Regions from separate parts of the Homo sapiens genome. Here region 1 is linked to region 2. A link is a contact called in ENCODE POLR2A ChIA-PET data. All regions are on one chromosome and are shown on one strand. Each heading gives the region's core, a stretch centred on a gene start or an enhancer-like site at or near the end of the contact. The rest is flanking DNA. Distances are from core to core; before and after follow the strand shown.

Region 1 (6,733 bases), core at 1,068-3,567, 150 kb before region 2:
CGGGGTTTCACCATGTTGGCCAGGCTGGTCTCAAACTTCTGACCTCAAGTGATCCACCTGCCTCGTCCTCCCAAAGTGCTGCAATTACAGGCATGAGTCACCATGCCCAGCCTTAAGTATCGCTTTTTAAAAGTTTTATGTTTGATCCAAAAACTCATGGCAGGAAATTGGGAAGATTTACTTTGTAGTTTGAAATTTGTTTGTTACTGTTGTTGTTGTTGAGACAGGGTCTTGCTGTGTCACCCAGGCTGGAGTGCAGTGGCACCATCACAGCTCACTTGCAGCCTCTACCTCCCAGGCTCAAGCAATCTTCCCACCTCAGCCTCCCAAGTAACTGAGACAACAGGCATGCACCACCATGCCCAACTAATTTTATTTTTTGTAGAGACAGGGTCTCCCTGTGTTATCCAGGCTGATCTACAATTCCTGGGTTCAAGAAATCCTCCCGCCTCAGCCTTCCAAAGTGTTGGGATTACAGGTTGGAGCCACCACAGCCTGACCTGTAGTTTGGAATTTGTAACCACTCAAAGCATCTTCTGTCATTGGGTGCTCAGGGAGAGGGGTTCTTGACCATCTCTGGGGACCATAAAACTCTGAAGTTTCATGCCCTGGTCTTCAGCTTAAGGGGCTAATAGCTTTCCTGAGATTTGCAAAGGTATGCATGATCAAAAAAGGGGAAGGAAGAATAGCTACCTATATGCTGAAAGAGCAAAATTTAATGGCAAAATGAACAAAAAGATACAATCATTAGACATACTAAGGAAACAGTTACTAAAACACCATTAATTTTATGAGAGAAGTGCTGAACTGTAGCTCTAATTATTTGATTTCGTGAACATTTTCTGCTCTATTATTTCCTGAATTTGTTTTTTTGCAATGTAAACACAGTACCATAGGTAAATGGAGTTGCATATAAGTGGTTTTAATGGTATATATTAGGGAAAAATGATAAAATATTAAAATATACTGCCTCTTAATTTAAAAGCAAAATTATCTTTAAGACTTTAAGCTTATTTTATGCTGCTGGGTATATATCTGCCAGAAATGAAATCAGCATGCGGAAGAGATCTCTCAACTCTGACATTTATTACAGCACTATTCACAACAGCCAAGATATAGAATCAACCGGTGTTCATCAACAGATGAATGGATAAAGAAAATGTCATATTTAATACCCAATGGAATGGTATTGAGCTTTAAAAAATAAGAAAATCCTGTCATTTAGGACAACATGGATGAACCTGGAGGACATTATATTAAGTGAAATACACCAGGCACAGAGAGGTGCCGCATGATCTTGTTGTTATGTGGAGTGTAAAACAGTTGAACTCCTAAGTAGAGAGTAGGATAGAGATTACCAAGAGATTGGGAAGAGAGGAAGTTAGGGGAGGGTTTTTTTTTTTTTAAGACCTTAAATATTTTATTTTTAAGATAAAATAATTTCATCCTAATACTGGGCTCTCCGGCATTTGAGAGTATTATATCCTTGGACCTCCATCCTCTGCTCACTGTCATAATTCTTAGATCTTAATTCTTACTAAAGTTTTATTTTCATCTTCTAAAATTACAAAGCAGTAAACATGTAATATACAAAATGTATAGTTTCCTCCTTGCAACAAGTGAGAAAAAAATCCTATTTTAACAAAAAGCATTTTTAAGTGAGTAAAGATGCAATTTTTCATTTACAAAATAAGTTAATAGGTTTTCTAGTTGGGTTTATAAAAAGCTGATGCATATCCTGTTCTTTTTCCCTATGACTGATGACATAACTTCTGCTTTTGTTCATGATGCCCTCTCCTTGGCAAGGAGTGCCTCCCACCCACATACCTACTCACTCTTTAGGACCAGCTCAGATGTCACCTATTCCAGGAAGCCTCCCTTACCTGTCTCTGTGTTCCCGTAGAGATCTCTATCACAGTACTTACTACATTACGTTTTAATTATGTATTTCTATGTGTGTCTGCCTTGGAAGACTTCAACCTCAGTATGATTATCTTTGTATTATTAATGTCTGGAACAGTGACTGCTCATTAAATATTGTGCTGAGTGATTATATTCATAGTCACCCGGCTCACACCTCCCACCCGTTTGTCATTGTACTTGTCTGTGATCATGCTACAGAATTCTGTTGTGGGTGAACTCACCCAGCAGCACAGCTATGGTGCTTTGGCCTTCAAGCTCCTGCTCTAGCCAACCAAGCTAACCTGCCCAGCTTTGGCCAGCAGCTCATTGTAATAAACTGAGTTCAAATGGAACCCAGCACTATTAAACTAGCCATCAGCCTAAGACTACCCTTCAAAGAAGGAGCGAGACCGGGCATGAAGTGGGCCCGTGAGCCAGCCACTCCCTGTGTAAATCTGTACTTCAGCTTCTCGCTCTCTTTTCACTGCAGTTTTATTGCTGTCTCACCAAGATTTCCCTTCTTCCAGGCCTTTACTCTTAAAGGAAAAAAAAAAGTTGCTTATCTTTGCTTAATTATTAACATAATACTGGCTTAATTCTGAACTAGGAGATCTCAAACTCTTTATGACAGCCCAGTGAATAAAGTGATGAAGTGGGAAACAAAATGTAGAGGGTCAGAAAGTGCATTTCAGTTTGTAAGATGAAAAAAGAGGGAAGGGTGGTAGAGCTGACTCATGTGACTGTAATTCCTAGAATATAGGAGCAGTGTGGCGTTATTCATCTAAGCGCGTCCTAGAGATTTTATACATCATGCACACATTTTTAGGTATTGTCTTAGACCGTTTATGCTGCTAATAACAAAAACCTGAGACTAGATAATGTAAATAACATAACTTTATTTTCTTGAGTTCTGGGGTCTGAGAAGTTCTAGATCAAGGTGCTAGCCTTCAGCGTCTGGTGAGGGCCTTCTTACTGCATCCTCATATAGTAAAAGGGGCAAAAAGGACAAGAGGACCCCATGCTGTGTCCTCATGTGCAGAAAATATGGGCAAGAAAGGGGCTTAGCTAGTACCCTTGAGCCCTTTTTATAAGGGTACTAATCCCAGCCTCATGACTTAATCACCTGAAGGCCCCACCTCTTAGCACTATCACATTGGGTCATAGGTTGGCAGATACATACATTCAAACCGTATTTTGGTTTGATACATACATTCAAACCATTTTGGCGGATACACACATTCAAACCATAGCAGGTATTAACCTATCAATAGTGCAGTTGAACATAAAATGAAGATCTCACTTCAATGAAACACAAATTAATATGATTTAAAACAGTTGCACATTGTAACTTTCTGAACACCTGTATTCTGTAGCCTGAATTTTGGCAGAGAAAGTGGTTGAAACATTTGTATCTACTATCAAATTACCATGATAATTGTTTATTGTTCTCTCTTCACTTTATACCTTTTAATTAAGCTGGGGGTTGGGGGGAAGGGAGGTGAGAAAGAAAAGGAAGAAAAATACAGTTTTTGTCGCAAGTGGATTTTGTATCATTTTCCTGAAGGTCTTGGTTCTAGAAATTCTGTAGTCTTGGTGACCTGTCAGTTTTTCTTTATAATTAACTGTGACTGTATTGTGTATTCATCAATATTATGAAATATTATGAAATAGTAAAACTCACTGTGACTGTATGCATGCTTGCCCACGCGTGGCTGAACTTTTACAAAGCAGTGAGGGAAGTTCTCCTAGGGTCAGGACAGGTCATCATGGGCACAAGGCCTCTCATTACTTTCTCTCATCAGAAAAAAACAAGTGAGAGAAAAAAAATGCACCTACACTCAGGTTCCTGAACCCCATCTTAGTTCTTCTCCAGATAGCCCAGCAAGTGAGTTTGTCTAATCCCTTTCTCAGGAATGAGCATGATGAATGAAAACCAAGCAAATTCTGGAGTCGAACCAGGTTAGATTCAGACCCTTTCTGACCACTTCTAATTTCTGCCTCTGTGTTTTCAGTGTTAAATGTGGATGCTAATTGCCTGCTTTGCAAGGTGTCTATAGAAATTAGATGTGATTATGTAAAGCTTCTAGCACAATGCCTATTACGATAAATGGTTCTCACAGTTGCTGATGCTGCTGTTACTATGTTTTTTCTCTACAGTAGTTCTGTCTTATTTTCCTTTGAAAGCTGGAGCTGTCTGTGCTTCTCCTATTTTATAGTATCAGTTAAGGGTTTTCAGTGGTGTTTTGGTGTGGTGGAGTTATTTCTTTTACTCAGGGAGCTTTTCTTAGGGAGTTAATCTGATACTATATTAGAGAGAGTAGACTCTCTGTAGACCTTCCTAGGCAAAGTTGAATGAGTATTTGGATGTAGCACATACATGGACACTTCTAGTTAGAATATGAAGCATGAATTTAGGTAGTCATAAAGGTTTATAATAATCTAAAACCAATTACTAAGATTTATAACCAACATTTTGAACATTGAGTAGTATTAGGATAGTTTTTCTAGCTTTTAAAATCAGCCTAAGCTTTTTGGTAAAGTCAAGTTTTGTAAAATGGGTGAAGATTTTTTTTTTCCTAGTGAAATAAGAATTGGCAAACTTTTAAAGCTGGTTTACGATAATTTCCAGATGAATAGAAACTAAAATGTATTGTCAGCTGATGTTTCATTGTAGGCTCCTATGAAATGACTGAATTCTGTCTGTATCCCTAAAAATTGAGATGAAACTGTCATTCTTATACATAATCTTAGCTAAGTGACCTCAGATTGAAGTAAATCAGATCAATATTGGTATTTTTATAACCCCAGCATAGATGGTGCCTGTATTGATTATTGTAAGTAGCAGGGCACTTTCGGGAGCTCCTGATGGAACCGGTGTTAGCTGTACCCTAGGGAAAGAATTATGCAACACAGTGATAAGTCATCTAACTAAATTCATAGCAACAAATCTATTTGGCTTCTAGGCATCTCTTTGAAGTGGGCCAAGGGCTTGGGGATGGAGGTAGGAAACCTGCATTGGTTCCTGCCGGGGCTTCTACCAACTCTGATGGGAGAGCCTCCTGGGCTGGCTGAGATGGAATTGCTTCTCTAGCCCCTTCACTGGATACAAAATAAAGGAGTGAAGCTAAAGGGTGGAAGAACACTTCCTGGCCACCTTCACGCCTGCTTCAAAGCCAAGGTCAGGGGGCTGTTATACCAGGGAGTGCTGAGAAGGGCAGAAAGCTGAAACTGCTCCTTCCTCCGATACAAGAGGCAATGAAAAACTGGTGAAGGTGGCCGATGATGCCCACAGGGGAAGACAGCACTGACTCCTGCTTTGTGGACTCTGCACAGATGCTATATTAGAACTCAAACTGCTAGTGACTTTCACATTTGTATCATTTTTAATGTGGTCACATTAATTTGACCATTCTGCAGGCCAGTGTTCATGTATTACTTTAGTGTGATTTTTCTTATGATCAAAATCTTCTAAAATCAATTTGGTGAGCTATAGAAAGAGAAGGTAAATTTTCCTTGTGTGAAATACAACTCTCAGTAATAAGACTGCTATTAGCTATTCTTTGAATCTTTCCTGTTTTCAGAGATGGCTTTGAGGTTTAATAAATACTTGTCCACAGTGATTTCAGATGATTTTTAAGAACTCATCTTTTAGGATGGATGTGGTAGCTCACACCTGTAATCGCAGTGCTTTGGGAGGCCAAGATGGGTGGATGGCTTGAAGCCAGGAGTTCAAGACCAGACTGGGCAACAAAGCGAGACTCTATCTCTACAAAAAATAAAAATATCAGCTGGATGTTGTGGCATGTTCCTGTAGTCCCAGCTACTTGGGAGGCTGAGGCAGAAGGATCACTTGAGCCCAGGAGTTCGAGGCTGCAGTAAGCTATGATCACACCACTGCACTCCAGCCTGGGTAACAGAGTGAGACCCCATCTTTAAAAAAAAAAAAAAATCATCTTTTAGAATATTTAAAAAATAGAACTTTTTCAGGCATAAGTAGTTACCTTATTTTTGCTGACAAATATTTGTTACAAAGTCAAGTTTAGCCTGCCAGAAAATCTTGCCTAGAGAAAATTGAATAGTTTATCCAAAAGTATTAATTGAGGAACACAGGTGTGATTATTTCTAAGACATTTTAAAAATCTAAATAGTTAACCACACATATTAAATGAACTTCCTTTCCTAACTAGCTCTAAAATATGATTACCTATGATCCTTTCCTTATGCCTATTTGCCATACTCTTATAGTGCTTGTTTTTTAAAATAATAATTCTCAATAATAAATGGGTTATGTTCCAGAAGTTCATATATGAATTAGGTGTTTGAAAGCTGGGACACATTTGCACATTATAAAAATATTTCATGTATAACTGATAACCCACAAAAGCCTATTTAACCTATTAGATAGTAATGTTATTATAAAATCCCTATGAAAAACATGTGTATAGTTATTCACCCAATTTGTATTAAACATCTATTCTACTTTAATGGTATAATGATGTACCTTCAAATTGCTCAGATTCTACTATTTCTAAAGCAGGTTTTCTTGCTTCCTCAAATTTTTCTCCCTACCCTGTCCTCAGCCAACTATAATTTTTCTCCTTCTTTCCTCTACTTGGAAACCAAACTCAGTATCAAAACCTCTCCCTACCTTACTATTTACAGAAAGCACACACCCTTTTGAAATTTTTCTAAGGTTTTCCACTTCTGTAAAATAAAGGACATAGGATAACAGAAAAAGTGTCATGAAGTTTAGGGCATATGCATCATTTGTAAACTAAAAAGAAAACACATTGCCATGTCACTTACTTAGAATACTCCTAATGCATCTAGG
Region 2 (6,861 bases), core at 1,402-3,901:
TGAGCCCCTGCGCCTGGCCTCGGTTGAATTTATTAAACAACTTTTGTGGGCAGCAAGCTGTACGAGGTTAACTATGTGATGAGAAGACTTAGAAATGGAGAAAAGTTTTATCAGTTCTACATAGGACTTAGTTTGGGAGTTTCTGGAAACTACGTTGGAAATCAGTAGTTGCACACTAGCTGAATTCAGCTGTGTAATTTACAGTGATTTGTTATTTACCAAATAAGTAGAAGAGGGAATTAAGAAGCTAAAATCTCTGGGTACTTGTTTGATATGAATTTGTTAATTGTTTATACTCAGGTAATAAGTGTTACCTCAGTCATAGCATTTAATATTTTATCTGACTGTCCCTAAGGCTGAAAACCAACGAATATACTAACACGAAGATAATACTAGATTATATTTGTGTAATATTTTAGAGTTTTCAAACACTTTAATTTTATTTATTTATTTTTTTGAGACAGAGACTCGCTCTGTAGCCCGGGCTGGAGTGCAGTGGCGCCATCTCGGCTCACTGCAACCTCCGCTTCCCTGGTTCAAGCGATTCTCGTATCTCAGCCTCCCAAGTAGCTGGGACTACAGGCGCCGGCCCGCCACCATGTCCTGCTAATTTTTTTTTTTTTTCTTGAGACACAGTCTTGCTCTGTCGCCAAGGCTGGTGTGCAGTGGCGTGATCTTGGCTGACTGCAACCTCTGCCTCCCAGGTTGAAGTGATTCTTGTGCTTCAGCCTCCCCAGTAGCTGGGATTACATGGGATTACAGGTGCACACCACAAAGGCCGGCTAGTTTTTCTGTTTTTGAGATGGAGTCTTGCTCTGTCACCCAGGCTGGAGTGCAGTGGCATGATCATGGCTCACTGCAACCTCCACCTCATGGGTTCAAGCGATTCTCCTGCCTCAGCCTCCAGAGTAACTGGGATTACAGGCGCCTGCCACCACGCCCGTCTAATTTTTATATTTTTAGTAGAGACGGGGTTTTGGCATGTTGGCCAGGCTGGTCTCGAACTCCTGACCTCGGGTGATCCGCCCGCCTCGCCCTCCCAAAGTGTTGGGATTACAGGTGTAAGCCACCGCACCCAGCCCATTTTATTAAGCATGTCTAGAAAGACTTCTAAATGATGCTGATTAATGCTGTATCAAAAATATTAGGTAACCTTACATGCAAGAATCATTTTAAGTAAACGTGGTTAGCTTGCAGAAAGGCTGCCTAAACAAGGGTTACCAATAATGATGGCTAATGCTAGATTGTATACCACGGGCCAAACATTAAACTAAGCTGTTTACATGCCTTACTTAGTTCATTTAACCCTGTACTTGTAAGGAAGTACCATTAGTAGTCTTTAAAACAACAACAACAAAAAAACACCTGCAGAATTTGAAGCTGACAGATGAAGGTAACTTGTTCAGTGTTGGGCAGCTAGTTAATGGCTGAGCCAGGAATTGAATCTAGACTACTGGAATAATAGTCATGGGCTATATTTTTAGGATTTGAAAAGATGGAAATAGCATTACTTTGTTTACAACAATCTGGGGACCAAACTCCTTGAGCCTGCTAAAATGAAGACTGGGATCAAGTATGCTTGAAATAGTAATCTTAAAGAATTCATTTTGGGTGGCTTTGTCTTGGGTATTTTGTTGAACCCAGTTACCTTGATCATTTTTTTTCTTTTTTTGAGACAGCCTCTCTCTTGCCCAGCCTGGAGTGCAGTGGTGCAATCTTGGCTCACTGCAACCTCCGCCTCCTGGGTTCAAGTGATTCTCCTGCCTCAGCCTCTGGAGTACCTTGGGACTATGGGCGTGCACCACCACGCCTGGCTGATTTTTGTATTTTTAGTAGAGACGGGGTTTCACCATGTTGGCCAGGCTGGTCTCAAACTCCTAACCTCAGGATCCGCTCACCTCGGCCTCCCAAAGTGCTGGGATTACAGGCGTGAGCCACCATTCCTGGCCTGATAAATTGTTTTCTAGCTGGTTTCTGATCACTTATGTTCTAGCTGGTCATTATGTATTATTTCATGAAAGATAGGCTCTGTTTAGATATTTAAGAACCTTATTTTTAAAAATAAAACCTGCTTTATTTTATCCTGTGTTCCTCATTGGTTGGTCTGTCAATTGGCTAAAGATACATATGGCAATTTATTCCTTATTTCTGTATACAAGTGGGAATCTATTAACAAATGATCTTGGTTGTAATAAAGGGAAGATTAATTTGGCATTTTCAGTTTTGTATTTGGGTTTTGGAAACATCAAGCACCTTTTAGGGTATTGAAGAGAGAGCACCGGATTTGGAGTCAGGAGATTTCAGTCAAATTTTGGATTAACCATTTACACTCCGACTGTGGGCACGAAAAACGGCAAACACATCTTTTGTTTTCTCCCCCAAACTTGTCCTCCCAGATGCTTGAATCTAAAACCTAGAATTTAAGGGCACTAGTGATTTTTCATTTTTCCTCACTCTCTGTACTTCACACCCCTAACAATCCATTAACAAGTCATTTTGACAAACCACATCTTGGATTTGCCTCTTTTTTTCATTGCTGTTTATTTTTTATATAGCAGCCATCTTAAAATGTAAATCAGATGAGTGACTCACCCAAGCAAAAACCCTGCAAGGGTTTCTCAACCGAGTAAAATCCTGATCCCTTTTGATGATCTACTAGATGCTATTTCATCTGGTCCATTCCTCCTCCTGCTGCCCTATTTCATACCCTCAACTCCTTGATCACGTTGTCTCAACCTTCTTATTGGTCTTTCTGTCCTGAATTTGCTAAGTTTGTGTCCTCTGCCTAGTATGGTCTTCCCTCTGTGAATCTTTGCAGTGTTCCCTGTCTTTAGGCCCAAATGTTACCTCCTTAAAGAGGGCCCAAGGATCCACCTAAGTAAGTAGTCCCCCTGCCCACCTCCTCTGCATGTTAACTTGTACTTTTCCCCCCCCTCCAATGTGGCACTTGCCACTATTTGATTTTTTCCTTGTTTTCTGTCTTCCCCTCTCTGAAAGCTTCAAGAGAGTAGGGAGCTTAAGTCTTAACTTAAAATGCTGTATTCCCAACGTTAGAATAGTAGTGCCTGGCATGTAAGGCACTTATCTCAAGTTATCTGGAAAGTTTAGGGTTCTCTGTATTTGAAAGATGGGATTAATATGTAGCTCATGAGATTATCAGGATCAAATATGACATTATTTTATTTACTTTAAGTCACCTAGCACAGTTCTTGGCACATGGTTGGTATTTAGATGTTTAGTTTACTATGATTTGTTGCTGATAACTGTTCTCGATTTGGTTTTTGGAAGGCAGGGACCACTTACATAGATACATTTCCTATAGTAATTAGCATTGTGCTTTGTATATAGACTTTCATTTTTTAAAAATTAGTTGAACTAATCAGTCTTTGATACTGACTTATTTATTGTGTGTTACATTTTGTGTATTATTTGAGTTATTGGTGTGGATACTTGAATATATTTATAGATTGTGAACAGGAATGTATATCCACTGGTCTAACAGCCTGTATTCCCTGTTCTGTCAGTTTTTTATATCTAGTGTTTATTTTCTTTGAACTTCAAAATACCATGACGGAGTAAAGAGATCTGGCAGTTGGGTCTTCTCTGGATATATATATATATATATATATATATATACACACACACACACATATATATGTATATATATATATAAATTAGCCTTTTGGAATTGTTTAGGGAAGTGTTAGCTAAAATGAGCCTTGTACCACTTCTAGGAGTGAATCAGTAGTAATGACTTTCCAGGTCAGAATAGTTTTATGACAGTACTCCAGTTTAGAAGATTGCCATTTTTTTCTCTGGCCACTTGGGGTTTTGATATTTTAAAAACTAAACTTATATGTCCTTTAGAAATCCTTTGTTTTTGTACCCAATCTTGCTTGGCTTTTTGACTTTGCTACTTTTTTAGTGTTTCCCTTAATAGGTTCCGATTCCTCCTTCCTAGGCTGAACCTCAAATCTCTCCCCAGTTGGAGGGCCATGGATATTTTAGGAGACGCTATTCTTGATTCACCAGTTTAATGTTACCATTTCTTCTTTGTATTTCCAGTCTCGTTTTATTTTTAAAATTGGATCTTGGTAAGAGTTACAGATTTCCATTTAAACTTGTTCATGAATTCTTTGAGTGCTGATGTATATTAATCTTGTATTCCTTAGTTTCTGTTCGCCTGGTGCTTTTGACTATCCTTTGCACATACTTGATGTGAATATACATAAAGCTAAACTTTTCAGTATTGGTAACTTGAATATTTTGTGCAAAGTTTATTTACAGATTAATGATAAATTATTTTAGGAAGAATATTGACTTTCAGTAGATAAAAGTTTCATTGCTGACTGTTCTTTTATTTGAATGTAGACGTATCAAGATGCTTTTAGGCACAGAATTTAAAGTTACTATGATGGCTGTTAACGTGGATTTAAAAATCAGTTTCACATGAAACTAAATTGTGTGAAAGGAAGTACCAAAAGAGAATAAGTAGCAGAGCATTAAACTCATATTTTAGATGTTATAAAGTAGAGCATTATGAAAATTAACTACAGATTACCTTTTTTTTTTTTTTTTTTTTTTTTTTGAGATGGGGTCGTGCTGTGTTGCCAAGGCTAGAGTGTGTTGCCAAGGCTAGTCACAGGTGTGATCACAGTGCATTGCAGTGTCAAACTCCTGGGCTCAAGTGATCCTTCTGCATCAGCCTCCCAAGTAGCTGGGACTACAGGCTTGTGCTACCTTGCCCCGCTACCAAGATGGCATTATGTTAGCTACGTTGGAATTTTCTGATGGAACGACATATCATATGTTTTTTAAGGCTCAAATTACTAAAATTAGAATTCAAGTAGTTAAAAAGATGCTGTCAGTTTCATGATACGCTACTGCATTGTGGTTTACAAAAAAGTTGAATTTTAAGCTTTTACGGTTAAAAGTTTCCTATTTCCTGAATTAGTTTTTCCTTCCCTGAAATTGTAAGTGCGTTTATTAGAGTTTATGGCAGTGCCCATTATATGCATTGTAAATAATGGTTATTTAATTTAACATAAATCACAATAATGGTTTTTTTGTCTTTGCTAGGAATTCGAATTTAGAGTTTAATTTCTCAGAGCATTCTCTCCAGGAAGAATTTTTACAGTATCTCAAAGACTTCACTTGACTTCTTGATCCTGCATAAAACCAAGGTAAAAGAGCATTCATTTTTCTAGTTTTCACTTTTGACTTTTTTGAGGAAATGTCACTACTGAATTGATGATTCAGATGGAGTGATTAAAAATGATGTGGTCCGAAGCTTTGTTTTTTGTTTATTTTGGTGGCTTGTATGAAGTAAGTCAGATGTTAAGTTAGTTTTAGGAAAAAGGTTCTTTTTCTGTCTTCTTCCAGGTTGTGCTCCTGCTTTTTCTATTTCTATAAACACATCTACTAAAAGACTCAGGACATACAAGATAGAAAGACTGCTACTTAACCCATTTCCCTAATGTAAACAAGAGGAGATTCATAACTTGTTTCTCTCTACTGTAGTGTTTAGGTAATTCAAATTGATTGCTAATGTGTTAGATGTATTAAGTGAATTAAGTTCATCAACTCATTAAGTCCACTACAAGTCTGTGAAGTAGGTACTGTTATTTTCTTCGTTTTACAGTTGAGGAACAGGCTCAGAGAGCTTAAGGAATTTGAATTCATGTAGTTTAAATGCAGAGACCATGTTCTTAGCTTTTTCCCTGTTTTTGCAGTAGAGCAGAAGATATCAATCCATTTCTTTTGGACTGCTAACTATTTGATAGGCATGCTTTCTTTCCGTTAGTTTTTGAAGTTTCAGGTGTAGCTTAAAGCAAAACGCAAACCTTTAAAAATGAACTTGCTGCTTTAAAAAATGTCCAGGTTCTGGGGAATGCATTCATTTTATAGTTATTTATTAAATACCTGTTGTGCTCGTGTGCCACAAGCCCAGCTACATCCTGGTGACTGAAAAAGCCTACAGAATTCCTGAATCCTTTAACAGAAATTACCATCCAAAAAGCCTCAAGAGCAAAGAACAGAGATTCTGGAGATACAGCACAACACAGCATCTGTAGCTCTTAGTAAAATAGTGTTTTATTTACTGATTAGTACAATGAAAAAGGATGTTGTCTTATTGCTGGACTGGATCTCCAAAATCATTTGCAGCTCTGGTTTCTTTTTATAGTGTGTCTGATTATCTCAGAGTGGGATAAAAATAAATATCTTGAAGTAAATTCGATCAGAATGAATGTAAATTACGTATTTATATTCTTTTAAAAACTTTGGGAGGGACAGAATTTTGAAATCAGATGCAAGAGAATGTCACAGTTCCCCGTGGCCAAGATTCCTTCCTTTACAGGCTGTAAATGTGGTTTTTGCCAATTTCATTATGTTGTCAAAACTACAGTTGCTAAACCAAATTTGTGTTCTACAAGGTGTCAGATCTCCTTATGTTAATGCTAAATTTATTTCTTATGTGTTGTGGAATTCTTACTTTGCCTTTTTGAACCCTGAACCTATGTTTTGTTTCTGTCTTTATGTATTTCTTGCTTACTTGGGATTGAGAAGAAGAGTGAGAGAAGACAAAGGTGGTAGTCTATTAGAGGATAGTTATGTTTTATTTTGAAATAAGCATTTATCTCAAACATCTTGAATTTGTTATTTATATTGCTTGATGAGGAACTATCCAAGTATTACCATTACTTCTTCTATAACTGAACTCATCTTAGTACCTCCAAATACTATTTTATTATACCGAACAAAGTCTAGGTAGGTAAAAAAGTGCCTTCAAAAATACTTGGTTGTAGGAGATACTATTTAAGTATTATGGGAATTGCAAGGTGTTAGAAGTTTAGTAAGTTG

What was found. ChIA-PET counts read pairs that join two places held with the same protein, here RNA polymerase II (POLR2A).
Region 1: POLR2A ChIA-PET joins it to region 2 with 21 read pairs in A673. The contact joins two enhancer-like sites. POLR2A ChIA-PET finds 5 or more read pairs at or near these places in 7 of 52 experiments (A673, Caco-2, HEK293T and 3 more).

What each region holds. Positions count from the first base shown.
Region 1 is chr6:136,435,500-136,442,232 of GRCh38, reverse strand. All of the region lies in intron 1 of MAP7 (microtubule associated protein 7), which reads left to right. Among named protein-coding and RNA genes, the nearest start is that of MAP7, 110 kb to the left of the region's middle. Within about 2 kb of position 2,317, at least 5 of the 41 ENCODE cell types and tissues checked have a DNase peak (open chromatin) inside an H3K27ac peak, as active enhancers do.
Region 2 is chr6:136,280,906-136,287,766 of GRCh38, reverse strand. BCLAF1 (BCL2 associated transcription factor 1) reads left to right here. Exons shown (of 13, transcript NM_014739.3): 2 at 5,080-5,183. Among named protein-coding and RNA genes, the nearest start is that of BCLAF1, 5.5 kb to the left of the region's middle. Within about 2 kb of position 2,651, at least 4 of the 41 ENCODE cell types and tissues checked have a DNase peak (open chromatin) inside an H3K27ac peak, as active enhancers do.